2 separate regions of the Homo sapiens genome follow, and region 2 is linked to region 1. Evidence: read pairs that join two places in POLR2A ChIA-PET (ENCODE). Cell type or tissue: OCI-LY7. All regions are shown on one strand. Links, peaks and the distances in the headings refer to the core of each region. The heading gives the core; the rest is flanking DNA.

What was found. ChIA-PET counts read pairs that join two places held together with the same protein. Peaks named below come from ENCODE experiments on the same cell type or tissue, not always from the same donor. Only the 100,000 strongest peaks of a DNase experiment are listed, where the experiment ranks them.
Region 2: POLR2A ChIA-PET joins it to region 1 with 5 read pairs; 2 of 35 experiments call an interaction of 5 or more read pairs at or near these places.

What each region holds. Positions count from the first base shown.
Region 1 is chr6:25,033,047-25,037,445 of GRCh38, reverse strand. It overlaps LOC102724765 (a long non-coding RNA gene), which reads left to right and starts at 1,305. Exons shown (of 2, transcript NR_187803.1): 1 at 1,305-1,464. It also overlaps a transcript of RIPOR2 not described here. In OCI-LY7, for the core only: CTCF peaks have their summits at 389 and 607; DNase peaks (open chromatin) are centred at 1,245 and 1,945; H3K4me3 peaks cover 2,252 bases; H3K27ac peaks cover 1,570 bases.
Region 2 is chr6:25,092,713-25,097,111 of GRCh38, reverse strand. It overlaps the pseudogene CMAHP. Among named protein-coding and RNA genes, the nearest start is that of RIPOR2, 160 kb to the right of the region's middle. In OCI-LY7, for the core only: no CTCF peak of the experiment used is centred there; no DNase peak of the experiment used is centred there.

The DNA of each region.
Region 1 (4,399 bases), core at 200-4,199:
ACAGCAACAGCCCGTGGGTGCCTGGGCCTTCTACATGATGACAGCAGGGTCAGGGCAGGGCACGGGAATGAGGGGTGGGCACAGATAACTGAATGCCCCGAGAGCCTTTCTTTCCTTTAGTCTGCCACAGTTGGGGTGGGCGATTAAAGGAAAGAAACCCTGAAAAGTATATAAGCTTTGACAACCAGGAGATTTGGCTTCAAATCCTGCTTCTACAACTTCTTAGCTGTTGGCCTGTGGGCAATTTATTCCACCTCCCTGAATGCCCACTTCCTCAACCTTAAAATGCTTATTACAGTAACACCCACCTCCCATTGTTATTGGAGGGGATTAAAAGACATAAAATATGTCAAGTGCCTAGCACAGTTCCTGGCAATGTAGCTATTGGGAGCTGAGGGCCTAAAAATGGTAATAGTGGCATTTGAGGCAGTATGAAGGGCTTACCATTGCCACCTCCACATTTTTTCCCAAAATAATGGGAGACATGTCATACTGGAGAAGGCATCCCCATCTTCCTCAGCCAGGCACCCTACCCTCACATTCAGCTGGCTTACACCACACCACACAGGAGGCAACACAGATACACTAGGGAAAAACTGATCTTGGCCCCTAGGGGTGTGACTCCTGTTCTTCTGGGAAAATGGAGTGTTTGCCCCCACAGAGGATCTCCAGGCTATTTTCAGTACAAGTAAATGCAACCAGATGACAGAGCCCACTTGGAACTTGTTTCGCCTCTTTAAAAAGTTGAACTCTAGCCTAGCGTGGTGGCTTACACCTGTAATTCCAATGCTTTGGGAGGCTGAGGTGGGAGGATCACTCGAGGCCAGGAATTAGAGACCAGCCTGGCAACATAGCAAGATCCTGTCTCTATAAACATTTTTTTTTAAGTTAGTGGGCATGGTGGTGTGTGCCTGTAAACCCAGCTACTCAGGAGGCTGAGGCAGGAGGATTGATTGAACTTAGGAACTGGAGGTTACACTGAGCTATGATCATGCCACTGCACTCCAGCCTAGGTGACAGCGCAAATGCTGTCTCAAAAAACAAAACAAAACAAAACAAAAACCCGTTGAACTCTGTTAGGTAGAGCTTTGATGGAGGCAGCCACTGGTTAGCACTTTTTGTGGACTCCAATCAGAGGAATGGAAATGAGTTTTCTCTGTCCCACTGAAAAGACAACAGTGACAAAGCTGATATGCACTTGAGATTAGGGAATCTGCTGTCTCAGAGATACCACTGGCGACTTCCTCCCAGTGTCAATGTGACTTAATTGTCTTGTTCTGCTTCGCCGGCCATTCTCCTGACTCAGTGTGATGGCATTCTTAATTGTGACTGGGCAAGGGGACCTGGTCAAGCAGCAGTCTGAATCCCACAGACGATGCCCTGGACTGTGGTTGGGGCTGTGGGACTTCGAAGGAGGGCTCTCCTGTCTGCCACCATCCTGGGTTGACAATTCTACACAAGGAGGTAAGAACCCAGCTGGCTATTCCTCACTGCACGTGCAGCTCTGGAAGGCACTCTGATTCATAGAAACAGTCTTAGATTTTCTTCTAAATACCACTGTCTTCAGATGAGAACCTGAAGGCAAGATCTCAGGGAGACAGAGGGGCCCGGGATAGGAAGAATATGTGGGCACCTCTCCCACAGTCCTCCATCTGCACAAGGCTACCCACTCTGCAGATGGCCCCTGCTTGCAGAGAGATCCAGCGTCAATTTACAGAGCAGCCCAGCTTCCTATCAGCTTTCTGTCCTGGCTCACCTGTTATCTGGCAAGGGTCAGGCCTTGACCACACTCATGTTTCTCCCCCGGCCTCCTCCACTCTGGGATTTTGTACCGGTATGGGGAGGCACTACGGTTGCAGATTTAGCTTTTCAGCGTGGATACAAGCACCCAAGTGTCCCAGACCACAGCAGAAACCGTGTTGCTGCCGTTTCCAACCTGCTGATTTGGTCTCTTGCTGCCGTTCTGACCAACAGAATTGCTACTGACTGACAAATCCCTTGTGCTGCGATTTTAGGCTTCAGGCTGGGCTTCTCTGCTCTGAAGTGGAGAAGGATATACCAGGAAAATTCCTCTCTTGGTTTCTGTTTCTTTTAAGCTACAAGCTTAAAGATTTGAGAGGAGGTCAGTGAGGAGTTTACCCCAAGTATAAAAAAGAAAGAAACCTTTTAGAACATTCTGTATAATTCATAGGTCACATATTTTCCTGGGTTTCAGTCTAGACACCTGCTAAGTTTATCCATTAACAGCCTCATCCCAGACAACAGGCGGCTGGGCCCCACAAAGCCTGGGTTTCTCCCCAGTTCTGAATCTTGTTTACCAACAGCTCTGCCAATTACAGAGAATGCTTTTTGTTTTAGGGACCCTAGTGTTTATACTGGCATAAAAATTATTTATATACCTTCAAACATGTTGTTACCTATTTTCTCATCATTCAGAAGAATACTTGCTTCTGTAGAAGGCTTACCCTCTTCCTTCCTGCCTGAATGATTAAATCCATGGGTACAATTGCCAAATGTCCAATTCCAGTTTATACTGTCAAGGAAGAAAAATGATGGGAAACTGGAGAATGGAAGGTACTTTGAATAATTCAGGGAGGTCCGTTGGTTGAGAAAGTGCTCTCTTTGTATGTACATGATCTGGACAGATATTTTAGCTGTCTCCAGCCGAGGATGGACAAAAGAGAGGGTGTGGAGGGAAAAGGAAAGGAGAGGAAGAAGCAGCAAATACAAATACAGCTAACAAACATAAAAAAGAAAATGAAACCAGCAGAGGGATTAGAGAACTCAGAGCCTCGATGGATTCTGAAGTCTGTAATTCTCAGGTTGTTTGTTTGATGAAGGATCTAAAGAGCCCAAAAGTTAATCACTAGAATGATAACTTGGTCTCTGGTTGGTAACAGAAAATTACCAGAATAGCAAATTTTCTCAGAAGCATTAAGCTAGTGTATCAAGTTGGGGGTAAGGAGGATCTTAGGGAATGCAAAGCATCTTGAAATATGTTAGCCTAGATTCAACCCACTATGTGAGTACCAGTTTTTCCTCTGAAATAGCAAGATCCAAGAAATTGTTTCACTGCGTAAGAACATGTTAACTATATACACACCCCTTACCCCCTCCTACCCTACCCACCCCCCCAACAGTTGTCAAAACTGTAAACTTGGGCAGTAGCACTGAAAAATATGTCTTGATTTTGTTTTCATCTAATACAAAGCTAATATGCGCATGTTGTATAAAAATCAAACAATACAGAAACATACAACAGAGAGAAAGTCATCTAGAATTCCCAGCCCTCACCCCGTACAGCGTAGCACTCCCATTTCTTTTGTAAAATATACTAAATATATATATATATAAAACCTTTTTGTAGTTTGTTTTAAAACGTTACCAATTCTCTATACATTCAAAAATAAAATTAAATAAACAAGTATGAGAAAAAATGCAAATTGAATGCAAACAGAAACCAATGAACTGTATTTCAAATGAATAGCACAACTACATGGAAGAAAAAGAAAAGAATTAATCCAAGTAACATTTGAACACAATACTTTGGCTAAATATCCTCAGTCAAAAAACCAAAAAAAAGAGAATAAAATAATAAAAAAATCTTAAACTCTGTTTAGCAGATTTGTTTTTTGTAGACCACAGTTATAACAATTCTAAAACTATATTGTGTATTGTAGAACTAAGCAAACAAGTACCTACAGGATGTGTTGGGAGCCTGTAGGATGTGTTGGGAGTTCTCATTGTGGGAGAAGGCAGATACAAATATAAAATGAGTGAAGACAAAAAAGAATCCTATTTGTTGCCCTGGAATTAGAATAATCTAGACAGACAGACAGACACAGATACTTCCTAGCTCTGTCCACTAAAAGGATCTAGAAGCAGTAATACCCAATAGCAATGAGCAACTTAGTACCCAGATGTTGGTTTTTAAATATCACTCACACCAAATGGAATGAGGGCTTCTTGGAAAAATGCTGATACCAGGGCTGCAGCAGTTAAATTACAAGATGAGGCTGAAACACCTTGTGCCAGAAAATAAAGAAGTGCTCAAAAAATTAAGGGAATCTGTCAAAAGGACTGGGGAGCTGCCTTGGAGGGGCTTCTACTGGCAAAACTGGGACACTGTGAGCATCAAATAAACAATGATGTTAATAGATTATAGCCCATTAAGTTAAATATCCATTTTTTAAATGTTAAAAATAAGAGCTAAAACCATAAAACTTTTTTTTTTTTTTGAGATGAGATCTCATTGTGTCACCCAGGCGTGTGGCGCCGTCGCGGCTCACTGGAGCCTCACTGCAGCCTCGAACCCCTGGGATCAAGCCGTCTTCCTACCTCAGCCTCCCAAGCAGCTGGGACCACAGGAATGTGCCACCATGCCCGGCTAATTTTTAAT
Region 2 (4,399 bases), core at 74-4,073, 60 kb before region 1:
ACCGGGAGCCACCCTTGATCTGGGAAGAATGCTGAAGGATCGAACAGACAGGTTTGGCTTAAATATTTTTAGAGGATAAAAATGTTTTATAATTTTTTTTCAATACTATTAGAAAATAAATGGCTCACCTCTGGCCTCTTGACAGGTTCCTATTTTGTTTGTTATACAGTAAAATCCACACATCACTTTTTATTTTATTTTTTTGAGATGGAGTCTCACTCTGTTGCCTAGGCTGGAGTGCAGTGGAGCGATCTTGGCTCACTGCAACCTCCACCTCCCAGGTTCAAGCGATTCTCCTGCCTCAGCCTCCTGACGAACTGGGATTACAGGCACATGCCACCATGCCCGGCTAATTTTTGTATTTTTAGTAGAGACGGGGTTTCACCATGTTGGTTAGGCTGGTCTTGAACTCCTGACCTCATGATCTGCCCACCTCCACCTCCCAAAGGACTGAGATTACAGGCGTGAGCCACTGCGCCTGGCCTACCTCACTTTTTAAAAATGGAAGTCTTCCCATTTAAATAAAATGAACTATCCAATAAGTATGTCACAAATCTAGGGGAAAAAAAGACTGAATTTTTTCCTAATCTTTTCATCCTATATAACAGTGACTCAAATGTTTTCATCATCTCAGAACCTTACTAGCGAGTAAACAGTGAAGAATCTTTTATTAAGGTCCATTGATACAGCTCAAAAATAAATTATTTTATGAAAGTAAAAAGCAATAAGAAAATTAGTTTTCATATCAGTGCAAATATTACCCAATTTCCCATTCCACAGATAGTACATTTGAACAAGTAACAATAACACACTGGAAATGCAATCCAAGAAAAGTTAACATGATGCCACAAAGCTATATTTTTGAATACTACTCTAAGCCAAATGAAACCATCATGGGCTATTTGGAAATGGACTAACATTTTGGAGAGTGGTACATGCAATTACCAAAAGCTCACCCTCTCCCAGCCTTACCTCTGCAAAGTCAGTATGAATGATAAATCAGCTCATTCTGTCTTTTGCTAACTTCCCATATTAAACGAGTTATCAAATCTGGTCAATTCTCCTTCATAAAGCACTCACAAATCCATCACTCGTCTCCAGCCTCTTCTGCCCTGGCCTTAATTCTGCCTCTCAAAATTTCTCACTTAGACTCCTGCAGTGCCCCCCAACTTGTATCTGTGCCTCCCCCACAACTTCCCTTGATCCATCTTTCATGCCAGTGTCTTCAATCTGCTGGTCACAATCCATTGGCAAGTCACAAAATTAATGCCATTGCTCACAGCCAATGTTTTAAACATGAAATAGAATAGAATAAAATGGAATAGGATAGAAAATACCTGAGTACATTGCATGTAACAAGGGTATTATTTCATGAAACTTCCGTTTCATAGGTACCCTTGGTAGGGGGACTCCAGGGTCCTAATGTAAAATGTAGTCTTTACTGGGATGATAGGCAAAATGTTTGAAAGCCCCTGCTCTTCATTGCTGACAAAGTAACCTTTCTAAAATGCAAACATTCTTGTTTAAAATTCTGTAGGATATCCTTAGTGCCTCCAGGATAAAAGTGTTTTTAATTTTATTTTCCAGGTCTAAAGGTTTTTAATTATTCCAGTTCTTAGCAAGGTATTCAAGAGCCTTCGTCATTTTACATTTGCCTAACTCTCCAAAAATCTTCTCTTTCGATTGCCCCAGCAGTTTTCAAGCTTTAATGAACATAGGAATAATTGAAGAGACTCACATAAATCCAGATCCCTGGACTCCCTTCCCCCACAGATCCTGATTCAGTAGATCTGAGGTAGAGCCCAGGAATCTGCATTTGTATTCTTGTGCCTCACCAAAGCATTCTGGGTGACTAGAAAGTCAACACCGTTGGGTCTTAGAGCTAAGACGAAGTATAGAGGACACACAGAGACCAAGTGCTCTAACTGCCTTGCAAGGGGAAGAGGAAAAAATTGTGACCAAGGAAAGCTTAATCTGGATCTTTGGCATTTAGAGATGAGGAGGATGTCACGAGTAAGTAGAGAGGAGAAAGAGATTCTAGTCAGAAACAATGGCATGTGCTGGAGAAGGCAAGTGTATAATGGGTTTGGTGAATGCGGATACTTTGAATGAGGGCATAAATATATGTGATTCATTCAGAAATGATTTATTGAACTCCTTCTGTGTGCAAGTCATCATCCCAGATACAGAGGATACAGCTGTGAAGAGGCTTTTGCCCTCATGAAGCCATCTGTCTTCCTAAGTAGAGGGCTTGTGAGTGAAAGCAGAGGAAAAGGGTGAGATAGGCGGCAGCCAGGCTCGGAGAAAGGCCCCAGAAGCCAGTGCAGGGAATTTGTCCTGTGAGTGAGGGGAGCTGCAGAAAGTTATAAAGCAAAGAAGGGACATTGCTGAGTTTTTATTTAGAAAAACCATTTCAGCTTTGCAGAGAATGGACTGGGGAACAGGTAGAACCACTGGAGTAAGGGAGAGTGGTTGGGAGGGTGTGGCTTTCTATAGAAAGAGATTAGTGAAGCTCTACACTGAGGCAAGGCAAGGAGTTGCAGAAGAAGATTTGAGATACATTTAGAAGGAAGAAGCTTTAGGATTTGGTAAATTTTTTTTTTTTTTTTTTTTTTTTTTTTTTACAGAAACCAGTACATCTGTAGCTTTGGGCATATAAAAGTATAGTTTTGAGAAGAAGGTCAGCTACTGCCACGTCTTTATGAGATGGGCACCTATTTCCCTCCTTATATTTTCTTTATCCAGATCACATCCTATTCCATTCTTGGGATTTAAAATTCCATGTTTTATGCAAGGATACATCTTCACATGGGATGGACAGAATTCTAGGATTGTCAGAGAACTCTACCACATTACTGGCTGGGTTTAAGGATAAAAACTGGCATCTGTCTATTGGCTGTGCTTTGATTAGGACAGCAAGAGCACCATATATTAGAGACACAAAGTTCTGGGAATTTCTTAAAGATAGGCTAAAGTCATCCATATATCCAACAAATATTTATTGAGCACCTCCTATGGGTTCAGTCATGGTTGCTACTTTCACCAAACTTATATTCTAATTGGGGTGGGGAGGCACGAATGTGCAGGCATCCACAAAATCATGGCCAGATTATAAGCAACATTTCTGTAATTTACTTGTTTGAACAAAGAGGCCCAAATTAGTGGTTTTCACACGTTTTTTTCTAGACATAGACTTCTTTCTTTGAATGAAATCTGACTTAGAAACCTATCACACTAGACAATAGGAGCTGCTCTGATTTAGGCAATGGTGGGACCACTGAGGCACTTTTGTGGGACGCCTTGTGAATTATCTGAGGGGTCTCAAAGCTGCTAGTCTGGTTGACTTTTGCTACTTAAGTACTAACTTTTGCCTTCATTACTTGTTACTTTCTTTCACTGTTCTCACACCTTTGTGTCTTTAAGCAAGGGCATCATAGAGCCTCCAGAGGGGACAAAAATTTACAAGGATTCCTGGGATTTTGAACCTTATTTGGAAATCTTGAATGCTGCTCTAGGAGATGAAATATTTCTTCACTCATCCTGGATAAAAGAATACTTCACTTGGGCTGGATTTAAAGATTACAACCTTGTGGTCAGGGTATGCTATTGTTTGTCTTTGCTTTCTTGTATAATGGAAATACATGAACACCCCTTTGTTTTCCAATAAGCATTTATTAAGTCCTATCAACTGCCTAACAGAGAACAGATTTCACAATTGATCAGCAATCTCTTGTTGAATATTTAGAGAATGTACTGAAGTCCCTAAGTTTTTCTTTTGGAACATCTTTTATCTGCTATCACCACGTGTTTTTTGTTGTTTGTGTTTGTGAGTGTTTTTGGCATGGCAGGAACAGCTATTTAAACTGTGGGGCTAGAAGGTAGGATCCACCCAAAGAGGTAATCGCCCGGAGCAAGGTGAGGTAGAAGCAGGTAACCCTTGTCTGCAGCTATGCTGAGGCTGAATTGCACAAATTAAGAATTAGGCCTAGGTCTGCAGCTTAATCTAGCCCTGACACATACATACAGAGCCACAAGCTAAGAAAGAGTTCATGTTGTAACCTAGTCACCAAAACTGGACAGATCTCCAAAAGCAAACTAAATACTAGCAGACAGAGGGTGCAAGACAAAGAGGAGGTCTGAAATGGGACAGGAGTAACTGCAAAGTCAGTGAGTAACCAGCTACCTGTGGCTTATATGAGATGCCTGAAGTTGTACAGGGGAGCAAAGTTTAGGGATGTCATCAGGAAATGGACAACACTCACACTCTTAAGACACAAGTATTCATTACCCTCAGGGTAAGAAGTACTCCCAAGTTTATCTTTCAATTCCTGAACATTAATGCCAGATAATACTTGCTATTCTCAAAAGCAATGATCCCCAGAAACCTAGCTGGGGCCCA